2 separate regions of the Homo sapiens genome follow, and region 1 is linked to region 2. Evidence: chromatin contacts called from ENCODE Hi-C or POLR2A ChIA-PET data. All regions are on one chromosome and are shown on one strand. Each heading gives the region's core, a stretch centred on a gene start or an enhancer-like site at or near the end of the contact. The rest is flanking DNA. Distances are from core to core; before and after follow the strand shown. Region 1 holds the start of ERVK3-1 (endogenous retrovirus group K3 member 1). Region 2 holds the start of ZNF419 (zinc finger protein 419).

Region 1 (7,561 bases), core at 5,062-7,561, 820 kb after region 2:
CCAAAGTGCTAGGATTACAGGTGTGAGCCAATGCACCCTGCCAAACAGCAATTTTTTTTTTTTTTGAGACAGAGTCTCGCTGTGTCACCCAGGCTGGAGTGCAGTGGTGCGATCTCGGCTCACTGCAAGCTCCGCCTCCCAGGTTCATGCCATTCTCCTGCCTCAGCCTCCCGAGTAGCTGGGACTACAGGCGCCCGCCACCACGCCCGGCAAATTTTTTGCGTTTTTAGTAGAGACGGGGTTTCACCCTGTTAGCCAGGATGGTCTCAATCTCCTGACCTCGTGATCCACCTGCCTCGGCCTCCCAAAGTGCTGGGGTTACAGGAGTGAGCCACCGCGCCTGGCCCCAAAACAGCAATTTGAATAACCATGTTGGAATGGTTGAGCATTGGAACGCATTAGCATCAGAACTTCCCGTGTCAGGCCAGGCGCGGTGGCTCACGCCTGTAATCCCAGCACTTTCGGAGGCCGAGATGGGCAGATCACGAGGTCAGGAGATCGAGACCAGCCTGGCTAACACGGTGAAACCCTGTCTCTACTAAAAATACAAAAAATTAGCCTGGCGTGGTGGCGGGCGCCTGTAGTCCCAGCTACTCGGGAGGCTGAGGCGGGAGAATGGCGTGAACCTGGGAGGCAGAGCTTGCAGTGAGCTGAGATAGTGCCTCTGCACTCCAGCCTGGGTGACAGAGCTAGACTCCATCTCGAAAAAAATAAAAGAACTTCCCGTGTCCGTTTTTGCTTTTTGGATGCTGGGAGTGTCACAACTCAGCTATCCAATCAAGGCAGAGCTGGCCTCCAGGATGCCAGAGCCAGAGCTTTGTGGTTCATCTCTAGAGGTTCAACAGGACCCTGTGGATGGCCCAAGTTCGTTTCTCTGCACTTACCTCTTCGGGGTTGTCCTCAAAACGTTGCCGTGTCAGCTCTCACTTTTCACAGCAACTCTGGCCTCCTACCTTGGACTGCGCCACTTCTGTCTCCTTAGATAACCTCCATTCGCATAGCTAAATGCTGCACCCTCCGACACTGCCACAATAATAGTTCTGTGAGTTAGTACCATTTTATAGATAGGCAAAATTTGGCACAGGACAAAAGTTAGTGGTAACTAGAACAAAAGTAACCAGCCCAAGCTAGGAAGTGGTGGAGTTAGAATTTGATGTCAGCACCCAGCTGACCATGGCTTAAACAGATGAGGCTTTGTTCAAAGGCTGTCTTTTCAGTGGCTCAGCTGTGTCACAGTCGATGTTTTCTGCAATCTCTCAACCTTTCCATTGTGGTCATGAGGAGACTCCTATGGCTCCAGCCATTGCATCCACAGTGAAGACTGAAAGAAGGGGGAATGGGCAGGCCAACACTTACCGCTGATGGTGTTTAAAGGAAAAACATTCCCAGAAGCCTGCAGCACATGCCCCCCTTAGTCTCACTGGCCACAGATGGGTCAGGGGGCCACCCCTAATAACAACGGGGCTTAGAAACCTCGTATTTACCTTTCTAACCTCTGTGGTGGAGACAGGTGGGAGAGAAAAGTCCTGGGAAGTGGATGATGGAGGCAGCTAGCCGTAGCTGCTGCTTTTCTCTTCAAGCTCTTGGGAGAATTGCTTGTGCTCCCTATTCCCTTGGTGGATGATGGAGGCAGCTAGCCGTATCTGCTGCTTTTCTCCTTCAAGCTCTTGGGAGAATCGCTTGTGCTCCCTATTCCCTTGGTGGCAGCTCACACCTCAGACCTGCTGTCCGCCCCCACTGCTTCACAGAACCCACTGCAACCACTGTCCAAGGTACTACCTCTGGTGTCGTCTCTCTTCATCCCCAGGACTGTGAAGCCTGCTAACCTCTTTGCAGAGCTCCATCTCCTTGCATTGTGGGGTTCCTTCTAACTCTTCAGGGACTTCTCAACCTCCCGTCACCCTTCCTAAATGCTGGGGTCCTAGAGTCCACCTTGTGCTCCACGCCCTCCCCAGGTGTCATCTACATCCCTAGCTTTGTGCTGCTCACCACCAAATCAGTCTGGTGCTTCTGAGATTTGGGCTTCAGACCCAAACAACTGCTGTGTGCTACTGGGCAACTCCCCGAGGTGTGCCGAAAGCTCCCCAAACCCAGCCTACCCCAAACAAAACTCATTTTCCACCCAGACTAGTCTCTGCTTCCCTGATCCCTTTCCTGGAGGCTGTTTCCACTTGCCATCCCATCATGGAAGCCAGAAAACCAGTCTTCTTGACCTCTCCCCTTCCCCACTCCATGGAGTTAGAGGTCCTGTTGATTTTGCCATGTAAACATTTCGGATTTGCTTACTTCATCCCCACTGCCACCAACAGTGCAGGATGGCCCTAAGAGGAGAAGTAATGTGCTACCAAGTGGCCCAGCCAGAGTGTGAACCAAACAGTCTGGTACCAAAACCCTATTCTGGATCATTCCTCCTTTCTGCTCCACCAGCAGTTTGGGGCACAGGCTTGGGAATCCAGACAGGAAAGCTCCTCCCCTCTGAAGCAGTGGGACCAAAAATGACAGCATGGTTCTAGACAGCTCTGGAAGTCAGGCCTGTGATTGCCTCATTCCCTCCACCTTGGCCCCCAAAATGGCCAGTCCTGAAGGGGTCACAGTTGATACTTCTCTGAGGGGGCATGGGGTTGGCTGAGGTTATAGCAGCCCCACAGGGTGGTAAGCTGGGATGAAGCAATCAACTGGAACTCAACAAGCCTTGAGTTCTCAAAGGGGGTGTGGGAAGGTTCTTATACATCTTCTATGAAGGGCAGTTTATCAGTCACTAAATTACAAATACATAAACCCTTTGTCTCACCAAACCTGCTGGGAATGAATCCTACATATATATTTATATGTGTGCAGGCTACATGGTTTTCATTATGCTATTGATTTTAAAAGTAAAAATTTGGAAAGAACCTCCATGTCCACCATGGGGAACTGGCTAAGTCATTTATGGTGGAATGGTGATCATAAAAATTCATTAAAAATGAAGACTCTATATACAGCTTGAATATTCCTTATCGAAATGCTTGGGACCAGAAGTGTTTCAGATCTTTGCATATTTTCTGTTTCTCATTTCAGTTCACATTTTCTAAGCATGATATTCCTACTGATTTCCTTGTAGATATTTTGAAACAGATAAGAAACTCCTCCGTGGAAATTACTGTTAACTAGGGAAAAGACATGTTTTTTTCTGTTCATAAAAGTAATGCGAGTTCTTTGTAGCAAAACTTGGAAAATGCATAAAAGTAAAAAAAAAATGAAAACTTGTGTAAAATTCCTCATACTTTAGCCATCCATAGATGGTCCTTACCATTAGGATTTTACTAATTTTCCTTGCAGCTTTTTCTTAAAATATACACGTGTGTCTACACATACATAGTGTACACTAAATTTTACATACACACAGAGGAATATATATGTGTATAGTTATCTTGTGTTTAGAAATTTGGAATCCCTTCTAGTTGTCTTGTAACATGTGCTTACTCTATTTTGAGGATTTTCTCTATGAATTTCATGTAGCTCTTTAAATTAACTTTCAGGAGGATTGTAACAATGTGCTCTCCACCCAGTATTTTACCAGCCTTGAGTTTTCTCAAAGGGGGCATTGGAGGGGTTCTTATACATTTACAGTGGGAATGTGAATTGATACAACTTCTGTGGAGGGCAGTTTATCAGCCACTATCTAAATTACACATACATAAACCCTTTGTCTAAGCAAACTTGCTGGGAATAAATCCTACACATATATTTGTATGTGTGCAGACTGTTTGTACATGGTTTTCATTATGCTATTGATTTTAAAAGTCAGAATTTGGAAACAACCCTCCATGTCCACCATGGGGAACTGGCTAAGTCATTTATGGTGGAATGGAGATCATAGCCTTAAAAATGAAGACTCTTTATATACAGGTTGAGTATCCCTTATCCAAAATGCTCAGGACCAGAAGTGTTTCAGATTTCAGATTTTTGAATTAGGGATCCTCAAACTATACTAATGTGAGAAAGAGCTCTAAGATAGTTAAGTAGATAAAAGCAAGGTGTCAAACTGTAGAGTATGTTTCCATTTATGTAAAGAAGAAACAGGCTAGGCAAGGTGACTCACGCCTGTAATCCCAGCACTTTGGGAGGCCGAGGCGGGTGGATCACCTGAGGTCCGGAGTTCAAGACCAGCCTGACCAACACGGTGAAACCCCATCTCTACTAAAAATACAAAAGCTGGGTGTGGTGGTGCACACTTCTAATCCCAGCTACTCCGTAGGCTAAGGCAGGAGAATCGCTTGAACCCAGGAAGTGGAGGTTGCAGTGAGCCAATATTGTGCCATTGCACTCCAGCTTGGGCAACAAGAGCGAAACTCCATCTCAAAAATAAATAAATAAATAAGAAACATTTGTTTATATGTACACACATAATCTCTGAAAGGGTAAAAGTGGCATACTGGTTGGCCAGAAGAATTGGGAGGACAGTGATGAGGAATAATTTTCACTCTTTATCATTTTATATTTTTGGAATTTTGAAACATGTAAAATTATTACCAGTTCAAAAAATAAATTTAAACAAAAATCTTAACTGTTTCAAATTAAAGTAAGTTTGATAATTTCTTTCATTGTTTACTGTCTGCATCCCCCATACAGTGTTCACATGAGCAGAGAGTGTGTGTCTTGGTCATATTCATACTTGTTCTATATATACTCGTGTGTGTGTGTGTGTTCAGTTGACAGAAACAGTTGAGTGTAAAACAGCTTCAACTCGATGATACCAAAGATACAAGATAAAGGTCCCTGGAGGGTGGCTGTAGCGCACACATACATTTCCAAGTTACTTTGTTAAATTTCCTGTATCAATGAGCCCCAATTATGAGAGCCCCCTACATACAAGTTTTAGCCAATAGCCAAGTCCCCCATTTCCAGTGTTATCTTCATGTCCTCCAAGGTATTCAAGTTGTTTCTGCAATGGGTAACTGGGAAGAAATCAGCATCCAGTCTGAAAAGCAGTCTCCCATAGGTCTTTTGTAAGGAGATCCAACATGGACATCTTCCAGAATGCACTGTACAACATGGTAGCCACTAGTCATGTATAGCTATTTAGATGTAAATTTTTTTAATTAAAAAAATTTTTCATTTATAGCAACAGGGACTCACTGTGTTGCCCAGGTTGGTCTCGAATTCCTGGGCTTTAGTGGTTCTCCCACTGTGGCCTCCCAAAGTGCTGGGATTACAGGCGTGAGCCACCATGCCCGGCCCAGAGCTGATAGAATTTTTAAAGTCCCCCTGTGATGATCTGACTGTGGTAGGAGTAGGGAGGTGTAACCCGAGTCAGTATGCACATTGGGAGCCTCCTCCACTAGGTCATACAGGCCTTCTGCGTGTAGATGGAATTATCATGTCCCACACTGTACCCCGGCACCTCCCTCGATTAAGGTGATTTGCATCATGCAGGGCCTGCCTGTTATCAGAGAGTCTCCTGGACATACAGAAATAGGAATGTACAGGGACTGCATACACCTGTTGCTCAATTTCTAGCTAAATGGCTGGAGGTGGGGGATAAAGAAATGGCATTCATACGGTGTAATACTAGCCATGTTTCAGAAAGTTTTCAAAAAATGTTTAGTGGAGAAATGTGCAGGGTCAGTGGAAGAAAACCTGTAAAATTATATTATGATTGTTTTATACTCTATACGGACAAGCCTAAATTGGAGGGCATTTTGGAAAACTCGCTTGGATACATGAAAACTGCCAAGATCATTATAAAGAAACAACAGGATCCATTCTAGATTGAAAGCAACTTGAAATGAGACAGTAGAGTGTAATGCGTGTTTAGTTTGTGCTTGAATAAAAGACGAAAACTACGTAAGACATTGGGACAACTGGAGAAATTAGCATATGGGCTGGGGATTGGGTACAGGCTTCAATGTCGTTACTTGGGTGAGTTGAAGAATGTACGTGTTCTTAGGGGACATCTGCTTAAGGATATACAAGGTTCAGGGGGGAAAAATATCTCCAAACGATATACTTTTATATCTATGTGTGTACATGTGTGCGCGTAGAGAAAGAAAAAAGTACATACGCTGTATATTTCAAAGAACATATAAAACCATGGATGTCAATATACTTCCCTTCCGGTGCGCTGCCTGCGCAGAACCGAGAGGTTCTGACGATCCGCAGCTCCCACGCTCCCCTTCCGGCCCCGCAGCGCTGTGAACTCCATTTCCCAGAAGGCCTTGTATCCCGTGCATGGCCGTTTCCAGGCAGGAAGGCGAAGGGCCTTCTGGGAGGTGAGGTCCTGGGCGGCCGCTGGCCACCAGGCGGAAGTGCGTACCGGAAGTGCCGGCGGCAGTGTGTAAGACGCTCACGGGCGCGCGGACTATCGGGCGGCTAGGCTCTCTGAGGAGGCTGCCACAGTGGTGAGTGGTGTGTGGAGGAGAGGCGAGGGTGATTGTGAGGGATGGAGAGGCGCCCGTGGCCTAAGTGTGCTGATGGTGGGAGTGAATGAGTGGACGGGTGGGACCTGTGAGGGGAACGCGACCCCGGGTCGGCGCGGGCAGAGAGGCGCGCGGTGCGTGAGGGCGCGACCTGCCATGTCCTGCCGGGTGTCACCGCTTATGCGCCCGTGGGAGGGGAGCATTCTGTGTTGGAGGCAGAAGGAATGAGGGTCGTGACCAACTCATTATACCACTGGAGGCTCTATGAGCAAACCGCAAACTGTTCTCATGAAAGCAGGATGTTGGTAAACTGACAAACTGCGTCTGCCGCCAGAAGGAATGCTGGGGGCAGTCATGTCCCAGGTCCCCTGCTCCTTGAGGTTATCTACAGGAACATCTGGAACCTGCTGAACAAAGAAAGCAGTCATGTGGGCCTGTGTTAAATCAAATAGCTGACCGTCAGTTACCCTTTCCTCCCTATTCAGTCTACCTAACAAATATGAAGGGCTGTAAAAGCTCAGGGCCCTGTTCCCTAGAATCTAGGAGCCCCCTGACCCCTTCTTTCAAACAGATCCTTTTGTCTTTGTCTTCATTTCTGCCTTCGTTCTCCTTCGTTTGGTCCAGAAGCAACCGTGACAAGTGGTGCCCGACCAGGGACCTGAACGAGGAAGGTCTGCCAGAGCAGAGAAAGTGAAACTGATCAGACGAACTACGAACCCCTGGACGGGAGAGTCTGCCGGCGGAGAATATAAGGTCAGTTCCCTGAGAAGGTATCGGGAGCGGGAGGTTTCTGAATCAGGGTAACATGGGGCAGAATCTGTCTGTTGAGGAGCAACATTATGTGCAGCTGCTTAAAGTTTTACTTAAACAATCTGGTGCTCGGGTTAGTTCTCAAACATTAAGCTTCTGCAGGAGGTTATTACACATAACCCATGGTTTCTGCAGACAGGTACTCTTGCTGTGGAAAATTGAGACTGAGTAGGAGAAAGATTGAAACGAGCTCATCAGAAAGTTCTTAAAGTGGATCCTTCTATTTTCTCTGCTTGGGGTTTGGTCTGTACTGTCCTCCTGCCATTGTCCTCTTCTTATTCTGCCAGACAGCAGGTGCTATGTTCTGAATCTCAAAAATTGAAAGAATCTTTTGTCTCACCAGCAGCGCCCAT
Region 2 (7,033 bases), core at 1,925-4,424:
ACTGCCATTCCCTCACATTCTCCCCTTCATATCCCCTATTATTTTCATCACTACTTAGAACAACTTCTGGCATTTGTTATTTATGTTTGTCTGTTTTTTTACCATTCTAGGTTCAGTTTCCAGGTAGAATGTGGACTTGGCAAATTCTACAAAACCAGACCAATATTTTCAAGGCTTGACCTGGGAGGAGAGAATGGTGTATTTGGGTGGTATGAGCAGAGGAAAAAACTTTTTCTCAGTATTTTCAGTCATTTTCTGGTGAGTCAGTGTTCAGCAGAGCAAGGACATCCAGGTAAGTCTCAAAGATGTGGTATCTATGGAAGAGTAGATGATTGTAGTGGTTAGGAATAGCTGTACTCTTGAGTAGTTGGTGATCGTGGTTCCTCAGTTCCACTGGAGCTTCCGAAGAGTTTATAATCACCAAGCCAACATCTGCTGGGATGGTGTCTTTGAGCATAAGACTATGTTTGGGCAATAACAGGACATAGGGCTGCTTACCTGTTGTAGAGCAGAACTGCTCTTCTGAAATATTAGTCTCCTTCCTCGTTGAGGAAATGGTTATATTTTCCCATCCTGTGGCCTCATCTCCCTGCCTACTTTTCCTTATAAGGATAGTTCAGATGGGTTAGTCTTGGCTCTCTAGCTGAGGCGACCAGACTTCAAGTGTCTGAGGACCAGGTAGCCATCTCCATGGAAGTCCAGAGTTTCCAGAGCTGCTGGGTGGTGACTTCTTCCGTTAAGCTCTAACCTTGGGGAGGGCAGGAGATGTCATCAAAATTTGTTTAGTTGGTTACAGCCCTCAGCCTTCCCTCATTCCCTGCAGCTGCTCATGTGTTGAGGGTTGACTTGTGATTAGACCCTGAGGTGCATCTGCTTTTCATGCCATCTTGGATGGGTTAGACTTCCCAAACACAGAGGAATGTGCTTGCTAGCCCTGAAGGAGATATGGCCAAAGGTAGAGTCTTGGACTCAAACTTTGATGTTCACACTCCTTATAGACATGTAAATATTCCTAAAGGTTGGAAATAAAAATAGATTCCAGAAGTTAGAGAGAAAACATATAGACCCGGCATATGTTGCTTTTAAAAAATAAAATAGCTTCATGGGATTTTTTTGTGAATTCAATGAGATATAAGTGAATTTCTTATGTAGATAATGATTTTACCTAAACCAAATAATTAGATAGTCTACTTGGTCCTCACCAGTCATGTTATTTGCAATTCTACATATGAGCCTGCTTTAGTGGGTTGTCTCTTCCTGTGATAAAATTAAAATGTCTACATATACTCTTTATTTCAAAACTATCACACAATTCACTACAACTTTCAAAAGAGGTATAGTTTGTTTTTTAATTAAAACCACATCTGTGAAACAACCAGTAGTGATAAAACATAGTTTCTTTCTTTTTTTTTTTAATTTATTTTTTTGAGACAGAGTCTTGCTCTGTCACCCAGGCCGGAGTGCAGTGGCACAGTCTCAGCTCACTGCAACCTCTCCCTCCTAGGTTCAAGTGATCTTCTGCCTCAGCCTCCTGAGTAGCTGGGATCACAGTCACCTGCCCCCACGCCTGGCTAAAAAATATAGTTCCTAGGCATCCTTTCTTTTCACATCACCTCACATGCCTGATACACCCCATTAAGCTAACATTTGCATGACATTTTTGTTAATCATTTTGATAATCATTCTATAAATGTCTTTATAGTTTTACTACATACATATATTTTCCTAAATGATATACTGTTTCTTATTTCCAGATTCTGAATTTTCTATACATTTTACACTGTATGGGTGACTAGATTCTATAATATGTTTTTTAGGTTTGTCCACAAAGGTTCCTGTCATGATGGTAAGCTAATTTCCATAATCTATTAGATGATTAATCCAGAATCTGCTCTTCTAATAGATGTTCTCAAGGAAGTGAAACATTTATTCCTGTGCTTGGTTTCAGAAGGAGGATATTATTTACATATTGTCCCACTCCTGTCATGGACTCATCTCTCCTCACTCTCCTCCTCCCCTCCCTTCCATATGCCACATAATGGTCTAACTGAAATAACTAATGCCATAGCTGCCATGGAAGGGGTAAAGAGCTTGTGTCTCTCTCTATTCTACCATGTTCTCAATCCCAATATTGACTCCCCTCCTCCTTTTCAGAGTCAAGTAGTACTGAACACCCAGTTCCAGAAAGCTCCAAGAAGGAGGGAGGGCTTCATTTTCTCTTGTCCTCATAAGTCACTCCAATGCTGTGTTGAAATTGATCATTATTCAGCCAACAGATGGAAGGGGCAGGAAAAGAAGTAGGGAAATTAGATTGACACGAGGGGACTAGATTCAATGGGAATGGATGTAGTGGGACTACACATAATAAAGGGTTGACATCTTTTTTTTATCAATAGTTGTGTGTTGTAAACAACAGTCTAGCATTCTACCCACCTGTGAGGAACTGGCTTTATATTTGGAAATGGAAGAGCAGTGGGAACATGGAGCATAAAGGGATGAAGGAGAGAAATGGAGGGGGAGTTGCCTCATGGGTTTGCCGCCTATTGTTGTGCCTGTACACCAATGTTGGGTCTTTGAGGAAGGAAGGAGCACAAATGAGCATGGGATAAAGGAGGAAAGTAAATCCTTGGGCTCCCATACTCTCTCATCACCTACATCCAGAATTCAGAGCCTTTTCTTATTGTCATACATCAGGCATTGCTTGGCCACCGTTAATTTTAATATTGGGTGTCCTTTTGTCAAAGGAAATTTGGGGATCTATACGTGGCTCTTCCCAGAGAAACCTCTTTACTGTGGCCCTGAAGATCCTCTTCAATTCCTTCAAAAGAAGGAAAGATTGGGGTATCAGCTGCAGGAAACTGAAATCCAGGCCCATCTCCAAAAACAGCAGTTTCTGGATGAGTCCGAGAGAAGTTCTCAACCCTAATTTCTCCTCCATCTCCTATTCCGTTATCTCCATCTCCATCATCATCTCCATCTCCGTCTCCATCTCCATCATCATCTATCATCTCCAATCTCCATCTCCGAAGTTATGCCCACTTCCTGGAAGTTTGGAGGCACGGGAACTACATTGCCCAAAAGGCGCAGCGCCGCGAGGCGGCGATCCCTGACCAATGAAAAGAGGTCTGCCCGAGCGTGCGACACGCAATGGGCGGGACTTCCGGCGTCTCGTTTGGTATTCACTTTCGCGACTCAGGTGAACTAACCTGCGAGAAGCTGGTTGTGCGCTGAGGCGACCAGCGCCGGAAGGCACGGTGGCGACTCACGCTGTTCTCGCCGCTCAGAGGCGGGTCTGAGGCTCGGTGGCGGCGCCCAGGGTGGCCCGGGCCCTTTCCTCGGTCATTGTCTCCCCTCCAGCTCTACTCACAGGCTCCGATGGCGGCGGCCGCCCTGAGGGACCCCGCTCAGGTGAGCGCCGCGTCCTCCTGGCCTCCCCCGAATCCTAAAGCCCTGTGAGGGCCGCCTGCTCAGGTCCCCGGGTGCAGAACTGTGGGGCGTTCGTGCGCGGCGTCCCGTTTCTGACACGCAGTGTGATGGGGTGGCAATGGAGGGCAAGGGGCCCGGCTCGCAAAGATGTGAGGCGCATTCAGCGAGTCCCGAACCTGAGGCCTCCTGGTGTCTGTAGTGGGCAGCTTGGGAAGGGACGAGGCGCGTGTCGAGCGACAGCCCGAGCAGCTGCGCTTTCATCCTGAGGGGGCCACAGTGGCCGCGGAGGGCTGGAGACAGAAGAGTGACAAGATCTGTTTCTCAAAGTTTGCCAAAGGCCCTTCAAGTCAAAACAGACTGGGGTGGGGGTGAGGCGGGTGAAGACAGACCTGTGAGTAGGTAAATTCAGTAGACTAGTGGAGAGTCTACTGGGACTGGGCCACAGAGGAGGGGAAGTGATCAGATCTTGGATGGATATCAAAAACTGAACAGACAGGAATTCCTGTTGCATCAGATGTGACTGAAAGAAAGGGAATGAAGAGCCATTCTGGATTTTTATTTGTATTTTTGTTTGTTTGTTCCTGAATATCAGGAAGGATGGAGATGGGTAAGGCTGTGCAGGGAGTAGGTTTTGGACATGGTAATCCTGAGATGACCCAGAGTGGAGGTGTCGTGTCCACATGGGCAGCTTGCCCACTCACATCTGGAAGTTTGGGGAGGGATCTGGGCTGGAGATATGGTAGATATGGGCTGGTTGGGTAGAGGCCTGGACTAGGGTAAGTCCTGGGGCTCCTATTTAGGAGGGAGAATCTTAAGGTTCCCTTTCAGATGGGCCCTAAGGTGAGAGAAGGGAGAGATGGCCCTGTAGGACGGGGCTGCCTCTATAGCATGGAGTTTTGTGGTCAGAAGTGGTTCTGTCTGGTGTCTGCCGGAATGGAGGGTTATAGAGTATGAAGACCCAGGACTGCATGGAGACTGCAGTGTTGAGTAGTATATAGGTTTGCCACTCCAGGCTCAGCAGTTCCTCATGTACAGTCCGTATGGACAAAAGGAAACGTCAGCCAGGCTGCTGGAGCAGCCCCTTTGGTGCCTAAGTTTCCCTAGCCGTCAGCACAGGAGGGATGATCAACTGCTCCAGTAGAAGGGCTCTCAGCAGGATGGTCTTCAGGGGAGTATATAGCAGGCAGCCAGGTTGCCAAAAGGAATGGTATGTGCTCAGGTTTCTCAGACCCAGGTCCCAGTTTATTAACTTGTGAATTTATGAGGTAAGTATTTAAGCACTAATTGATCATAGTTCATATACACACAGGGGCAAATAAAACAACACGGATTTATTAAGTTAAACTGATGTAAGCACTTCATAATTGGTTGTAAAGTTAGTATACTGGAAAGTATTTGATTAAAATAAAGCACCTTAAGTATCACATTCTTAATTTAAAAGTAAGTTTAAGAAACCCATATTTTCTTTTTCTTTCTTTCTTTCTTTTTTTTTTTTTTTTTTTTTTGAGACAGAGTTTCGCTTTTGTTGCCCAGGCTAAACTGCAATGGTGCAATCTCTGCTCACTGCAACCTCTGCCTCCCTGGTTCAAGCGATTCCCCTGCCTCAGCCTCCTGAGTAGCTGGGATTACAGGCATGCACCACCACGCTCAGCTAATTTTTATATTTTTAGTAGAGACGAGGTTTCACCATGTTAGCCAGGCTGGTCTCAAACTCCTGACCTTAGACGATCTGCCCACCTCGGCCTCCCAAAGCATTGGGATTACAGGTGTGAGCCACTGCGCCTAGCCAGAAACCCACATTTTGAAAACCTACCAGTTTATTTGCGCTGAAAATGTTGACAGAAGCATTAATTATGTGTACAGTAAGAGTTGATACTTAGTCCTAGACACATAAGAATGAGTTTGATACAAACAATCGTCCTATTGAGTAAATACCATTATTATTGCCATGTTGCAGATGGCAACACCAAGGCACAGGGAAGTTGAGCACTTTTCCAAGGGCACACAACAGGTAAGAGGCATCACTAAGAACCAAAGCCCAGATTGTAGATAGTCAGGCACACCTGACTCCAGGCTAGACGAGTGGGCTTGGATGATCCTTTGGCAACATCACTGTCTGGTTCTCATAGTCTTGATTTTCCATAGGTTCCTGTGGCTGCAGACTTGCTTACAGACCATGAGGAGGTAAGTGGAGGATGTCTCAGGTCCTCACACTCCTGCACTCCTACCTACATGGTCTTCAGAATTATGGTGTCTTGAGGCTCCTTGCTGGCTATTCTCCCTACCCTTCCATTTGAGTTCCCTGGAAGATGGTCACACACAGTCAGGGCCCTGAGTCCAGACTATATATTATTTTTATTATTTTCTTTTAAGACAGAGTTTTGCTCTTGTTGCCCAGGCTGGAGTGCAAAGGCGCGATCTCGGCTCACTGCAACTTCTGGCTCCTGGGTTCAAGCAATTCTCCTGTCTGAGCCTCCCGAGTAGCTGGGATTACAGGCATGCGCCACCACACCAGCTAATTTTGGATTTTTGGTAGAGAGGTTTCTCCACGTTGGTTAGGTTGGTCTCAAACTCCTGACCTCAGATGATCCGCCCGCCTTGGCCTCCTAAAGTGCTGGGATTACAGGCGTGAGCCACCGTGCCCAACCCAGACTATGTATTCTATGGAGAGGTTCTCATTTCTGGCAACCAATGACAGGAGGTTTAGAAGGCATAGTGATCAACATTAGAAAATACATGGAGGTAAGGTTGAGCTGGGAATGCTTAGACAACCTCAGATCTCCATTATGTCTGGGGGAAGCATCAGCGGGTATAAGGCCAACATGAAGTGATTGGCTGAGGAGCTGAGCTGAGGTGTCCTGATATGTGTGCAATTCCAAGTAGCTAAAGATGAAGCAAGAAAAAGAGCCAAGGAGGGAGGCCTTCAAAGTGGGGCTGAGGATTGGCCCTGGCAGTCAGTGCCATTGGGGGTCTGGGATGGCACGGAGTTCTGATTGCATTTGGTAAGTGCCCTCTGGATGCCATGTGTAGACTGGCATGTGGTGACACTAGGGGAAGCACATGAGGTGATGTAGAGGGTAGTGGTTGTGGTACAAAGTATGTGCACATTCTAATAAGTGTAAACAGATGTCCCCAGGACCTTGTACTGGGGGCTTCAGGGAGAACACTGACACAAATTTGATTGTATTTGAGAAACACAGTCTAGGGGATCCAAGGTAAATTGTCTGGCAAGAGAAGAGTAGGACTCTGCATACCATGCCCAGAGCTGAGATGGACTTTATCTGCCTACCTGCCTATTGTTGCTCAGTGGGAGCATGAGGAGAGAGTGGGCATCAGTGGCTCTGGGGCAGGGTCTCTCCTCTGAGATGGGGATTAAGGAAGAGGGTGAGCAGGGGTGGATGTTTAGGCAGATGCCTAAATTTCCCAGTAAGGAGGCTGCAGATAAACTCTACTCTGTCCATCTTAGCAGGGCTATGTGACCTTTGAGGATGTGGCTGTCTACTTCTCCCAGGAGGAATGGAGATTGCTTGATGACGCTCAGAGGCTCCTCTACCGCAATGTGATGCTGGAGAACTTTACACTTCTGGCCTCTCTGGGTAAGGTTCTC

What was found. Hi-C counts contacts between places; a loop is a spot of excess contacts on that map. ChIA-PET counts read pairs that join two places held with the same protein, here RNA polymerase II (POLR2A). Pooled maps may share reads with other maps.
Region 1: a pooled map shows a loop between it and region 2 (4-fold over the local background). The contact joins the promoter of ERVK3-1 here to the promoter of ZNF419 in region 2. A Hi-C loop is called at or near these places in 1 of 168 maps with a recorded cell type or tissue (naive thymus-derived CD4-positive, alpha-beta T cell) and 8 of 50 pooled maps. POLR2A ChIA-PET finds 5 or more read pairs at or near these places in 2 of 52 experiments (A549 and activated B cell).

What each region holds. Positions count from the first base shown.
Region 1 is chr19:58,299,066-58,306,626 of GRCh38, forward strand. It overlaps ERVK3-1 (endogenous retrovirus group K3 member 1), which reads left to right and starts at 6,312. Exons shown (of 4, transcript NM_001396080.1): 1 at 6,312-6,380; 2 at 7,023-7,151. It overlaps ZNF8-ERVK3-1 (ZNF8-ERVK3-1 readthrough (NMD candidate)), which reads left to right. Exons shown (of 7, transcript NR_144447.1): 5 at 7,023-7,151. ZNF8 (zinc finger protein 8) reads left to right here. Exons shown (of 4, transcript NM_021089.3): 4 at 1-3,726. RefSeq lists enhancers at 6,034-6,303, 6,518-7,018.
Region 2 is chr19:57,484,576-57,491,608 of GRCh38, forward strand. ZNF419 (zinc finger protein 419) reads left to right here and starts at 3,175. Exons shown (of 5, transcript NM_024691.4): 1 at 3,175-3,408; 2 at 5,572-5,610; 3 at 6,896-7,022. The coding sequence starts at 3,376. RefSeq lists an enhancer at 2,963-3,463.